Regions from separate parts of the Homo sapiens genome. Here region 1 is linked to region 2. The links are chromatin contacts, found by Hi-C in ENCODE. All regions are on one chromosome and are shown on one strand. Each heading gives the region's core, a stretch centred on a gene start or an enhancer-like site at or near the end of the contact. The rest is flanking DNA. Distances are from core to core; before and after follow the strand shown. Region 1 has its middle 80 kb from the start of MIR3122. Region 2 has its middle 25 kb from the start of NEK2-DT.

Evidence for each region. Hi-C counts contacts between places; a loop is a spot of excess contacts on that map. Pooled maps may share reads with other maps.
Region 1: a loop to region 2 is called in a map with no recorded cell type, with 9 times the contacts of the local background. The contact joins two enhancer-like sites. A Hi-C loop is called at or near these places in 4 of 37 single-sample maps with no recorded cell type and 5 of 50 pooled maps.

What each region holds. Positions count from the first base shown.
Region 1 is chr1:212,154,170-212,160,993 of GRCh38, reverse strand. No RefSeq gene overlaps it. Among named protein-coding and RNA genes, the nearest start is that of MIR3122, 80 kb to the right of the region's middle. Within about 2 kb of position 1,798, at least 2 of the 41 ENCODE cell types and tissues checked have a DNase peak (open chromatin) inside an H3K27ac peak, as active enhancers do.
Region 2 is chr1:211,696,928-211,704,513 of GRCh38, reverse strand. No RefSeq gene overlaps it. Among named protein-coding and RNA genes, the nearest start is that of NEK2-DT, 25 kb to the right of the region's middle. RefSeq lists an enhancer at 1-366 and a silencer at 5,489-5,548. Within about 2 kb of position 5,959, at least 3 of the 41 ENCODE cell types and tissues checked have a DNase peak (open chromatin) inside an H3K27ac peak, as active enhancers do.

The sequences.
Region 1 (6,824 bases), core at 549-3,048, 460 kb before region 2:
CACACACTCACACTCACACTCACAGGTGTTAACACTTACTGTATGTTAGGGTAAAAAGTTGGTAGGGGGCCGGGCGCGGTGGCTCACGCCTGTAATCCCAGCACTTTGGAAGGTCAAGGCGGGTGTATCACCTGAGGTCGGGAGTTCGAGACAAGCCTGGCCAACATGGCGAAACCCTGTCTCTACTAAAAATACAAACAAACAAACGAACAAGAGGGCATGGTGGCCGGCGCCTGTAATCCCAGCTACTCGGGGGGCTGAGGCAGGAGAATCGCTTGAGCCTGGAAGGCAAAGGTTGCAGTGAGCCAAGATCGCGCCATTGCACTCCAGCCTGGGCAACAACAGTGAAACTCGTCTCAAAAAAAAAAAAAAAAAAAAAGTTGGTAGGGTATAGTCCCTGTCACTCAGAAACACAAAATTATCCTACTTTAAGGCCTGTTTGGAATGAATGAAATATATTTATTCTACCAAGTGCTTGGGACTAGAATAGAGTTATAATAGAAATGCATGGAGAGTACAGGAGCATGAGAACTAAATCTACTTCAAAGGAGTCATTTGCTGAATACCTACTACATGCCCAGCGATAGAGAAAAACAGCTTCAGCTTCAGAGCTGAGATGTGTGGACTTTTGAGTAACAGAAACCTGAGTTTGTAAACTGGATCTACACACAGCTGTGTGACCTTGGGCAAGCTATTTATCCTCTCTGAGCCTCACATTTCTTGTCTATGAAGTGGAAGAAATAATATCTACCACAAAGCATTATTGGAAAGGATAAAAGAGACTTTTTTTTAAAATTAATTACTTCATTTTTTTGAGACGGAGTCTGGCTCTGTCGCCCAGGCTGGAGTGCAGTGGCGCAATCTCGGCTCACTACAAGTTCCGCCTCCCGGGTTCACGCCATTCTCCTGCCTCAGCCTCCCGTGTAGCTGGGACTACAGGTGCCCACCGCCCCACCCTGCTAATTTTTTGTATTTTTTAGTAGAGACGGGGTTTCACCGTGTTAGCCAGGATGGTCTCGATCTCCTGACCTCATGATCCACCCGCCTCGGCCTCCCAAAGTGCTGGGATTACAGGCATGAGCCACCGTGCCCGGCCTTTTTTTTTTTTCTTTTCTTTTCTTTTTTTTTTTTTTAAAGCTTTCAGTCTGGTAGCCTTTTGTTCTCATTTACCACCATATATGAGATTGTTTTTTGGTGCCTGACTGTTGCGCTAGACCATGAGCTTCCCAAGGGTGGTGACTGTCCTATTCAGTTTCGTATCTACTGTGACTGTTGCTTGTTGAAGTGACTGTTTTCAGCTCACCTCTGGTTTCAGAGTCTGCCTACCAGAGACCCTCACAGCTGTTGCTCACGCTCACATGCTGTGGCCCATGAGCCTGTGGCTAAGCTGAGCTGATTCTCACTGCAGAGGACAATATCAGTACTGGGTCATGGTGCAGGAAGCTGCCTCTGGTTAAGTTGCTCCTTTTCTCCTGCAGGTTTCTGATGTGCCCCTTCCATTTCAGCTTCTACTCACACCAGGTTCTTGAACCCACTTGGCCCCAACCCCTCTCTTGGTGCCTATGTGGGCACTGCCTTGTCTGCCTGCTGCTGACTTCCTGCCTGGCCTGATTCACCAAATCCAAGGCCACCTGGCTCCCTGGTAGTCTGATTGACAGTATTGTATGCCTCAGAAGTTTGTGGTCACACAGGAGCCACCCCAACTGGGCTCTAGATCTCTGACCCAGTGACCTACTGGTCACCTTGTTATCAGCTTGGCCGCCCCAGTTGGACTCTGGCTCCACCTCTACCCACTCAACATACAAGCATTGAGTTCTGAAAGTGTACCAGGCCCTGTGATAGGCAACACGCAGATGAATGACGTGGTTCTTGCCCTGAAAGACACCTGTAACTGTCCCTGTCTTCAACATTCTCAGGCTAAAAATGATGTTGTTAGAAAAAGAGTCTGCAGCTGGTGAGAGGACTGGTTGCGGGAAAACACCTTTTTCACAGCCACAGTGAGGTTTCTTTGCCTGCTTTGATAAGTAGATAGCAGTGTGCCATCTGGCAGAGAACTAGGGTAGGATTCTTTACCTGACCTGAAAGAAATGCACAGACATGAAGCAGGTATAACAGAAGTGAGATATAGGCCAGGCGCAGTGGCTCACGCCGATAATGCCGGCACTTTGGGAGGCCAAGGCAGGTGGATCACTTGAGGTCAGGAGGTCGAGACTAGTCTGGCCAAAATGGTGAAACCCTGCCTCTACTAAAAATACAAAAGTTAGCCAGGCATGGTGGTGCACACCTGTAATCCCATCTTCTTGGGAGGCTGAGGCAGGAGAATTGCTTGAACCTGGGAGGTGGAGGTTGTAGTGAGCTGAGATCGCTCCACTGCACTTCAGCCTGGGCGACAGAGCAAGACTCCATCTTAAAAAAAAGTGAGATATAATTTCTGTCCTCACAGAGCTTGGAGTCTGTGGTAAGCAGAATAATGGCTCCTGGAGACGTACACATTCTTATCCTCAGATGCTATGACTTTGCTATGCTACATGGCAAGGGGGAATTTAGATTATAAGCAGAACTAAGGTTGCTAATTAACTGACTTTGAAATAGGGAGATTGGCTGAGTGTGGTGGCTCATACTTGTAATCATAGCACTTTGGGAGGCTGAGGTGGGAGGATCCCGCGAGGTCAGGAGTTCCGTGACCAGCTAGGCAACATAGTGAGACCTCGTTTCTGCAAATTTTTTTAAAAAAATTAACCAGGCATGGTGGCACGTGCCTGTAGTCCCACTTACTTGAGAGGCTGAGATGGGAGGATTGCTTGAGCTCAGGAGGTCAAGGCTTCAGTGAGCCGTAATTGTGCCACAAGCACTCCAGCCTGGGCGATAGAGTGAGACCCTGCCTCAAAAAAAAAAAAAAAAAAAAAAAAAATCAGGAGATTATCCTGGATTATCCAGGCGGGCCCAGTGGGATCACAGGATCCTTAAACATGGAAGTTCAGTGTTAAAATGATGTGATATGAGAAAGACTTGATCAGCCACTGATGGCTTTGAAGATGGCCAGGGAACCTAGGAACAAGGGCAGTCTCTAAAGGCCAGAAAAGGCAAGAAAAGTTTCTCCCCTAGAGCCTCCAGAAGGAACACCTGACACCATGATTTTAGCCCAGTGAGAATCATTTCAGACTTCTGACCTCTAGAACTATAGAACATTAAATGTATACTTTCTAATCCACTGACTTTGTGGTAACTTCTCATAGTAGCAATAGGAAATAAATACAGTCCAACTGGAAATATGGGAATTAAAGAAGGGATTACAATTCCAAGTGATGTGTGCAGGGACATGAGAAGTAGGGAATGCTGTGGGGATCCCCAGAAGTTCCCTCCCGCCGTGGGCACGGTGGTGGAAGAGTCAGCCAATGCGTTCTGGAGGAAGAGGGCTTGGTACCCTCAGGAGAAGGAAAGGAGCCAGGCAGGAAATCTACTGGAACTGTGTGAGGAGGGCAATGACCTGATCCGTCCAAAGAGCTGTGGGAGGACCTGGGCTCTGAGTGAGGCAGGTGTGCAGAGCTATCTGGGTTGGTTCACCTGGGTTGGCTCCTCTGCCTGAAGTTCCTCCCACATGAAGAAGAATTTGGCTAGAGTTCAAAATGTCAATGGTGGATGAATAAATTGGCATAGTCATACAATGAAATGCAGTAAGTCTTTACAACTTCCCCGGTAGGTTCTTGGAAACTGAGACTTTAGGTGAAACCAATTTTACCATAGGCTAATGGGTATAAACAAGAGTTAAGTTCCTTCGGCATATTTCTGGTCGCAGAAACAGCTTCTAAATAAAGACAAAAACACTTCTAATATGAAATGTTTAAATAAATGTGAGCTACATATAAGTACATTTAAGGAAGATTAATAAAATCAAGTACGATCACTATTTACCCGCTTATTCCAGTTCAGGATCTCTGGTTGCCAGAGCCCATCCCGGCAGCTTGGGGTACAAGGCAGGAACCCATCCTGGCCAGGACACCATCCTATCGCAGGACACACTCACACACACACCCACTCTCACTCAGACTGGGACCATTGAGGCACACCAATGAGCATCACGGGTACAGCTTTGGGATGTGGGAGGAAACCGGAATACCCGGAGAAAACCACGCAGACATGGGGGAAACATGCAAATTCCACACAGACAGCAGCCCCAGCAGGGAATCCATTTTATTCTCATCAATGTTATAATGAAACAACAACATTGTTTGAAGATCTGCCGTATTACACTTCAATTAAAAAGTAAATAAAAATATTATTTTGGCCTAGGGTGGTGGCTCATGACTGTAATCTCAGCACTTGGGAGGCCAAGGTGGACGGATAATTTGAGGTCGGGAGTTCAAGACCAGCCTGGCCAACATGCGGAAACCCATCTCTACTAAAAATAAAAAAAAAATGAGCACGGCGTGGTGGCGCACGCCTGTGGTCCAAGCTACTCGAGGGGCTGAGGCAGGAGAATCACCTGAACCCAGGAGGCAAAGGTTGTAGTGAGCCAAGATTTTGCCACTGCACTCCAGCCTGGGCAACAGAGTGAGACTCTATCTCAATAAATAAATAAATAAATAAATAAATAAATAAATAAATAATATTATTTTACAGAAAAGTGTAAAAGGCACAAACTCTTGACCCAGAAATTTTCACTGCTAGAATTTGCCTTCCACATGTGCTCTCACAGGGGTTCAAGGGAATGAGGAAGGAGGCTCCCTGCTGAATTCTTTGTAATAGTTAAAAACTAAGGGCCAGGCAAGGTGGCTCACGCCTGTAATCCCAGAACTTTGGGAGGCCGAGGTGGGTGGATCGCTTGAGCCCAAGAGTTTGAGACCAGCCTGGGCAACCTGGCAAAACCCCGTCTCTACTAAAAATACAAAAATTAGCTGGGCCTAGTGGCAGGCCCCTGTAATCCCACCTATTCCGGAGGCTGAGGCACAAGAATCACTTGAAACTGGGAGGCAGAGGTTGCAGAGGTCATGCCACTGCACTTCAGCCTGGGAGAGAGCAAGCCTCCATAAAAAAAAAAAAACAAAAAAAAAACTAGGAATAACTATTCATAAATAGATGATTTAGTTACAGTTGACGTATCTGTGATACGCCATTCCATGAAACTTACTAAAAGCAAAAAGGCAGATTCATTTTGCCTGATAAATAGAGTGACTATGAGATTTATCCAAACCAGGATTCTTTTGAGAGTGGGAAGGGATTCTACTGATAATTACACTGGGACAAAAACTGTAAACCAGGACTGGCCCAGGCAAACTGGGACATATGATCATACTACTGATAAAGAGTGATCGCCAAAGAAGATTTTTAGGTGAAGAAAGCAAGATGTATAACAGTATGTATAGCATGATTCTGTATGTGTTGTGTTGTGTTGTTTTGTTTTGTTTTGTTTTTACAGAAAAGATACATTCTTATATATGCATACATACTTTTTATAAAAATGTACAAGGAGCTGCTTACCATGGTCTTATCTGAGGAAGAGAACAATTCTACACTAGGCATTTATATTTATTTTACACTGGGTACTTAAATTACTTTTATTACATGGGGTAATAAAATGTGTATTAGTCAGCTTGGGCTGCCATAACAAGATACAACAGACTGGGTGGCTTAAACAACAGAACAATTTTCTCAGAGTTCTAGAGTTTGGAAGTCTGAGGTTAGGGTGCCAGTATGGTTTTCTGGTGAGGGCTCTCTTCCTGGCTTACAGACAGCCACCTTCTTGCTGTGTCTTCACATGGCAGAGAGAGAGAGAAAGATTTCTCTCTCTCCCTTCTTCTTATAAGGCCACCAATCCTGTCCAATTAGAACCCCACCCTCTGACTTAATTTAATCTTAATCTCCTCCTAAGAGCCCTATCTCAAAGTGCAGTCACATTGGGAATTAGATCTTCAACATATGAATTTTAGGGGGACACAATTCAGTCCATAACATTCCCTAGGAAAGCTGATGACATAATTGTAGTCCAAAAGCTGGCAGGCTCAAGGCTCAAGACTCAATAAAAGCCAATATTTCAATTCAAGTCCAAAAGCAGGAAAAGATTGATGCTCCAGTTCAAGCAGCCAAACAAGAGGCATTCCCTCTGACTTGCAAGAGGGTCAGCCTTTTTGTTCTATTCAGGCCTTTTATTAATTAAACAAGGACCACCTGCATGATGGAGGGTAGCCTACTCGACTCAGTGTACTGACTCAAATGTTAATCTCATCCAGAAACACCCTCACAAACAAACCCAGAATAATATTCAACCAAATATCTGGGCACCCCATGGCCCATTCAAGTTGACCCATAAAATTAATCATCACAAAATAGAAATTTGAATAGGTGCAAATATTATTTTCAGGTTTTCTTTTCTTTTCTGTCTTTTTTTTTTTTTTTTAAGACTGAGTCTTGCTCTGTTGCCCAGGCTGGAACGCAGTGCCACAATCTCACCTCACTGCAACCTCCACCTCCTGGGTTCAAGCGATTCTCATGCCTCAGCCTCCTAAGTAGCTGGGATTACAGGTGTGCACCAACTCACCCAGCTAATTTTTGTATTTTTAGTAGAGATGAGCTTTCACCATATTGCCCAGGCTGGTCTCGAACTCCTGACCTCAAGTGCTCCACCCACCTTGGCCTCCCAAATTGCTGGGATTACATGTTTGAGGCACCCTTCCTGGCCACATATATTATTTTCATAATAAAAAAATGCAAATTTAAATAAAGTCATGGAAAGTCAAATACACTTTCATTTAGCAGTGTGCCCCAATCTTTCTCTGTTTCATAGGTTGGCTTCCTTGCCAATCTTTCCCCTCTTAATCCCAGCCTCA
Region 2 (7,586 bases), core at 4,710-7,209:
CCAGAGCATCCCTCAGTCATCTGCCAAAAACACTGCTGCAGTGGGGACAGGCACAAACTAATGCTCACATCTGTGCTCAAGATGCATGTTTTGCAACCGGCAGAACACTTAACAGCACAATGAGGCTCTTCTACACCTGAGTGGTCTTTGTCCTCACATGGAAGCACAGGCTTCACAAACAGGCCAGAGGCAAAGTCAGGGTTAGCTGGGCGATGAAGACAGCCAGCTAATTGCTCTTGCATCCACTTGCTGTCATGGGCAGCACTTAACCACCATTGTCATTTTACGCTGATGTCAGTATTGTTTAATCAGTGACCTTTCCTCCCACTGTAATGAATATTCCGCAAGGACATGGCTCTTTTCTGTCTTGTTCGCGCTGTGTGCCCAGCAACTGGACCAGCAGCTGGCATACAGGTGTGGGCAAGAGAATGTGTTGGGTGAACGAAAAAACAAATGCACAGGTGGACAAAGAAATATGAGTAAGTGAATAAACAAGTGCAGAGCCAGTCACGGGCAGATCGTGGAGTAGGGACACATGTGACTTGCTGGGAGCAGCTGCAAAATTTGGCTGGATAGAGAAACCACAAGGGGAAGCTGGGAAACTCAGCTTCCCCTCCTTCCTTCTGAAAGAGGCCCCCTTTTCACAGGTGTGAAAGGTGTAACGCTCTGCGTCCTGCCCACACAGTAATCTGGACAGAGATGCATTCGTTTGCTTGGATTGCAGTAACATAGTAGCACAGAATGGAATGGGAGGTTTACATAACAGACCTTTAGCGTTTCACAGTCCAAGAGGCTGGAAGTCCAAGATCAAGGTGTCAGCAGCGTGGGTTCCCTCTGCGGGCTGTGAGGGAGAAATCTGCTCCAGTCCTCTCCCCTAGCTTTTGGTGGTTTGCAGGCAAATCTTTGGAGTTCCTTGGCTTGGAGACGAATCATCTCAATCTGTCTTCATCTTTACATGGGGTTGTGTGTGTGTGTGTGTGTGTCTGTAGCCAAATTTCTCCTTTTCATAAGGACACCAGTCATATTGGATTAGGGGCCTATCCTATTCCAATATGATCTCATCTTAACTAAATACATCTGCAAAGACCCTATTTCCAAATAAAAGTCATATTGAGAAGTACTGAGGGCTAGGATTCCAACATATCTTTTCTGAGGGACAAAATTCAACCCATAACAGAGGTATAGTTAGTAGTTGTGCTTCTAGGCAAAATTTACAAACATAGGTCTTTTCCCTTAGTTTCTGGAGGCCTTCTGTTGAATGGCTTTTCGTCTGTTAGGAAGCTGTGTTGGAAGCAGTGGGAAGCTGTGACCTGTGAGGCCTGCTGAGAAGGTCGTGGGAGGCTCCTGTTCTCCATAGCTCTTTACCTTTAGGCTGTGTGAGCAGGGACTATGTGTCCCAGGCAGCGCATTTACTGTGGGAAATTTTATTTTTTTTTTGAGATGGGGTCTCGCTCTGTCACCCAGGCTGGAGTGCAGTGGCGCACACCCAGGAATTTTTATGCAGCTGCAGCTGTTCCCTGGACAGGTAGATAAGGACTGAGGGCCTGAGGGGCCAGGTAAAGCCCCCTGGCTCAGGTGCTGCAGGTCCTGGACACAGCTGTCCTCCGAGGAGGCTGCCTCAGAGAGCCTTGCTTGCTGCACTCGTGGCGAGAGCAAAAGTGGCCAGAGGAATGGCTTCTCCTCCAATTTTGGACTTCCCTTTCTGGGCCTGTCCCATCGTGGGTACAAATTATAACCCCCTCCCCCCTACCCCGCCACTACCTCTTTCATTTGGCACAGAAAGAAAGGAAGGTCATTTCTGGGAAATGGACCCAGCTGGGCCAGGTTGAGCTGCTGCTGTCTGGTACCTATCTTTCCTCATGCCCTAGGGGCCCTATTTCAGTCCCTTTCACCACCCCCCATCTCTTCCTTCCAAGACAATCACAGTGGGCAGTGTTTATACTTGCACAGGATTGCGGGGAGAAGAGGACACCTCTAATTTGCTCCTCTATTCTAATTTTCTTTCTCATTCAATTAGGCTAAAAAAAACCCTCACTTTTAACACTGTTAACAACAGCTCCTAATGAAAGCAGCAGCCAATAATTACATAAATCATTTATTGGAGAGCTATTTTAGATTCCTCATTTAATGAATGTTGCAGAATTTAGCTGGTTTCAGATTCATCAGAATAGGAGCTTGGCAAAGTCATGAAGATAGAGACCCCCTCCCCGCACACTCTGTTTCGCTGGTGACTGTCCGCCTGTGACCCTCTGCTCACCTCACTCTACCCTGCAGGCTCCCCTCCACCTGCCCCTCCAGACACCTCCTCCTCACTCACCTCTGTGGCTTCCACTGTCATTACCTGTTGGTGACCCCAGATCTCTAATGTCTTCTTCCCAGATCATCTATCCATTGTCTACAGGAGTTTCCAGTCAGAAGGCTGCAGGAATGACATCCTCCTCCCCAGACCTGCTCCTCCCTCCTCCTTATCGCAAGTTACATTATTCACTCGCCTGGTTGCTTGTCCAGACAACTGAAGTTCAGAGAGGTTAAAACACTTGCCCAGAGGCACACAACTAGTGAGTTATGGTAAAGCAGAGATTTGGACCCAAGTCTGACTGTTTGCAAAGCCCATACTAGTGCCAGCATGCTGTGCCGCCTTACTGATGAGGTGAGCACGTCAGCTCCTTTCCACACCTCATGCTATTCCAAGCGCTGGCTCTATACAAGGTAATCGAACTGACAAACCAAAACTACCCATTTGTGATGTGCCAAGCTGTGTTCCAGGTGTTGGGATCCCAAGTTGTCTAAGACACAGTCTTGCTCTCTAAGACTCAGAGAGAAAAAAAAAAATTGATCATGGCCATTTAGTGTCTTCCGTGCTTTGACAGAGGTAAGTACATGTGCTTGTGCTCAGGGAACACACGTAAGAGCACCACCTACCTCGCACCTTGGGGATCAGGGAAGGATCCCCAGGAGGTGAGCCGTGAGTTGGGTTTTGAAGGTCAAGTAGGAGTTAGCCAGAAAACAAGGTCTTGGGTAGATGAGAAAAACAGTTTCTTTACACCCACACAACATTTCTGACACCAGAGGTCTGGGTTATTTCCCCCAGTGACCAATTCTCCAACACCAACTGGGTGTCCTACAATTTAATTCTGACACTATCAAGCTGCAGCTCCTGTCAGATCCCACACTTTCAGGGCTCAGTCCCACCAGACTGCCCCCATTGCAGATGCCAATGGCAAGTCTGGGTCTCAGGTATTTCTGACCAAACAGCTATAAGTTAGCGGTTCCAATGGCCCCCTCCCTTGGGCTCAATAATTTGCTAGAATGGCCCACAGATTCAATGGCCCACAGATCTCAGAGAAACACTACATTTACCAGCTTATTATAAAGGACACAACTCAGGAACAGTTAGATGGGAGATGGATAGGGCGAGGTAGGGGTGGGGCAGGGGGTAGGGCTTCCACGTCCTCTCTGGGCACCCACCCTCCAGCACCTCCATGTGTTCTGTAGTCTAGAAGCTCATCAGATCTCACTGTTCAAGAGTTTTCACAGACCTCAAAATCCAGCACCCAACTCCCATTCCCAGAGGCTGAAGGGTGGGTGGGGCAGGTGAGGGTGCAGTTTGAAATAATATATATTGATGATGCTCCAGCAGTTTTAAGCAAAATCTTGAGCCATTTATGTCCAGAATTTTTGACAAACAAAACCAGACAAAACAACCAATCCCACAAAACAAAACTAAACAAAACTAAACAAAAACCAACCAGCCAAACAACCAAACCCAACCAAAAAACCCTAGAATTCATTGTTTTGCGATGCACTGTCACACTGAATCATGCCTGTAACTGATGTTCTAGAAGAGTTCAGTTTCCTCTAAGGGTAATCAGTTATGTGATAAAGAGGTGTTAAATACTTGGTGATGATTTAAAATCCAATCTTAATTTGGTCCCACCTTGAGATCTGTTCATCTTTTTTTTTTTTTTTTTTTTTTTTTTGAGACAGAGTCTCGATCTATCTCTCAGGCTGGAGTGCCGTGCAGTGGTGCAATCTTGGCTCACTGCAGCCTGGACCTTCTAGGCTCAAGAGATCCTCCTTCCTCAGCTCCCCTGAGTAGCTGGGACCACAGGCATGTGCTACCCCATCCAGCTAATTTTAAACTTTTTTTGTAGAGACAGGGTCTCACTATGTTGCCCAGATTGGTCTCGGACTCCTGGGGTCAAGCGATTCTCCTGCCTGGGCCTCCCAAAGTGCTGGGGAGATCTGTTCATTCTTTTTTTCTTTTCTTTTCTTTTTTCTTCTTCTTCTTTCCTTCCTTCCTTCCTTCCTTCCTTCCTTCCTTCCTTCCTTCCTTCTTTCTTTCTTTTCTTATTGAGACAGGGTCTTGCTCTGTCACCCAGGCTGAAGTGCAGTGGCGCGATCTGGGCTCACTGTAATCTCTGCCTTCCAGGTTCAAGCAATTCTTCTGCCTCAGCCTCCCGAGTAGCTGGGACTACTGGTGCACGCCACCATGCCCGGCAAATTGTTGTATTTTTAGTAGAGACAGGGCTTCACCATATTGGCCAGGCTGGTCTCGAACTCCTGACCTTGTGATCCGCCCACCTCTGCCTCCCAAAGTGCTGGGATTACAGTCATGAGCCACCACACCCGGTGATCTGTTCATTCTTAATGGAAAAATGCTTGATACTTTATAAGCCAAATGGTGACACAATTGGCCCTATTTTAGTCCAACAGGGAAAAAGGCAAAAATTATACATTTCAGCAGACCTGGTACATTTGATAGCTTAAACTGACATAAAAATTGTCTTCTAAAACTAAGATAAAACAAAATGGGGATAGTGATACTTCCTCATGGAGTTGTGGGAAGGGTGGAGTGAGATTCATGTGCAAAGAGTTTGCACAGTGCCTGGCACATCAAGGACATTGATGGGTGAGAGTCCCCAGTGTTGGGACCATTGCTGGGGTGGGAGTGGCCTGTGCCTCCAGCAGGGAAGAAGGGCAGATGAGCTTTCCGGAACGTACTCCTCAGAACCTGGGTCCTAAGTCTGTTTGCACGCATGTGCCCTGCGTGTATTCTCTGCCGGGGCATTAGCGGACAGGGACCCTTCTCCACATGAAAGCACTCGGGGAATCACGGCTTGCTGAAGCCAGAGCACAAGGCGGAGATCACCTGCACCAACCCATCCTACATGGAAAGGACAGCTGAGTCCCGAGAGGGCCGTAGGGTCACAACTTCCTAGGAAGCCGGGGCTGGAGCCAGGCCCCCTGCCTGCCCTCTCTGTCGCTGTGCCCCGCTCTGTGCTCCACAGGCAGCTCCTCAGCCGCAGCGCCTTCAGTTCCATCTGGTCTAGAGGGAAGGGAGTGCGGGTCGCCCGGCCCCTGGAAGCTCACCTCTAAAGCCCCAAGGGCACCGTAGGGGAGGCTGTGTCCACAAAGGCTCCTAGGAGGAGCTTTCATGACACTTTATGAGAAAAAGTCCCACAGTCCTGCACTGAGCCTTCACCTCACCTGAGCTCTTCTCAAAGTCAAGTCATAGCGGGCGGGGGACGGGGGGCGGGGGGCGGAAACTGAAGTGCAGAGTGAAGGGCTCTGAGAAAGCACTCCCAGGCCTGGGCCAACAGGCCCCGTGGCACCTTCGGGAACATCTCTGTGCATGAAAAGCTGCAGTCTGCTGTTACTGTTTCAGTAACGGGGTCAATATTTCTATATCCGGACACTGCGCAGTCTCTAGGCCTCCCGAGGGTTTGAGTTCTCCGGAGTCCAGACTCATAAACCACACCTCCCTCCCTCTGCAAAAAAGAGCGTGCGGGTCCAGGTAGGTGAGCGGCGGCGCTGTCCCTTCAGCTCCAGGAGGGAGAGGGCGCCCCCACCTGGTTACAGGCAGCATGGCAGCGAGAGGCCAGGGCTGAACGCGGCGCAGGATCCTCTCCTGGTGGCCTTGTCCCTGGGTGCCCCTCAGAACCACCCGGGGACATCCCCAAATTACAGAAACCTGGACCCTCACCACAGACCCTGAATCAGGAAGTATGAGGTGTGCCCCAGGCATTTTAAAACAACAACAACAAGCTCTATAGAGCTTCTGATAAACACCCAAGTTGAGAACTGCAGGGTATTAAGATCAGAAATGAGGTGTCAAAAATAACTTCTAGCTAACAATAGTTAAGGTGCCAACACCTGTGAATCATTTGTCATTATATGCAAATTAGAGGCCCGTGGCAGTGGCTCACGCCTGTAATCCCAGCACTCTGGGAGGCTGAGGCAGGAGGATCACTTGAGCTCTGGAGCTTGAGACCAGTCTGGGCAACATGGTGAGACCCCGTCGCTACTAAAAATAAAAGCGAATTAGCCAGGCCTAGCAACGAGTGCCTGTAGTCCCAGCTACTGGAGAGGCTGAGGTGGGAGGATTGCTTGAGCCTGGAGGTCAAGGCTGCAGTGAGCTGTGATTGCTCCACAGCACTCCAGCCTAGGCAACACTGAGATCTTGTCTCAAAAAAAAAAAATTTCATATATATATATATATATATATATACACACACATATAAAAAATATAATGTATATATATAATATAATGTGTATATATAGAGATACACACACACACATATATATATATGTATGTATAATTAGAGCAGATATGAGGCCATTCCTCTCTTTCCCTTGCATTCTCAGAGAGAAAAGGCCTGTGTGGGGGCTCTGCTGGGTGCCCTACATGCCTGCAGCCCTCCTGAGCCTTGTTGGAGACTATCACTGATCTCTGCCCCAGTTAGGATGGTTTCAAATTGGTCTAGTCTAGTGCTTTACTGGCTTCCCAAAAGCTTTGGGCTAAGTTCAAATGGGGGACTCCCCTGGAAGTGTGCCTCAAAAGCAGATGTCATCCACACTGTGTTTCTCAGCAGGAAGTCTCCCCACCAGCACAGCTGTTCTCCACTGTGACAAGCATAGGAGCCCCCAGGGACTGTGCTGAAGAGCAGATTCTGATGAGCAGGGCCGGGTGGGGCCTGAGAGTCTGCATGTCTAATAAGCTCCCAGGGGACACCTTGTTGCTCTCCAAGGACCACATGTGAGGGTCTACACCACTTACTGACAATACTGCTCTAGCTATGACCAGCTGGAAAGGCTTCTGAAGAGGAGCTTCATAGCTAAGCTGACCAACCCTCTTGGTTTTCTTGGGGCTGAGAGGTTTGCCCAGACTTGAAACCTGGGATGGTCCCAGGGAGACCAGAATTCTTGGTTACCCTGTGCACAGCTGTGGCCCAATACAATTAGTTTAGGTAAAGCCTTGACATAGACGCCTGAGAAAGGCTCAAGAATGCTTACAAAGAAACAAACAAGGCATTGTAAATCAATCTAGTGTAGAAAAAATACTCTTAAAGCACCGAGGGAAGGTAGATTAAATTCAAGGTCATCATGAAACTGAGCTTCTTGAGAGCTGAGTTCTGAGTGGGATGGGATAGAAAAGGGATTAGGGAATGATCTAGGTTGGGATGAAGGAAAGGGCTCCCATTGCTATACATGCCCGCTTTGGTTAGCGCTGATTTCATGAAAAGCCAGGTTCATCTGAGTTGTCAGAACCTACAAATCATATTCAAGTGTGTGCTGTCATATTT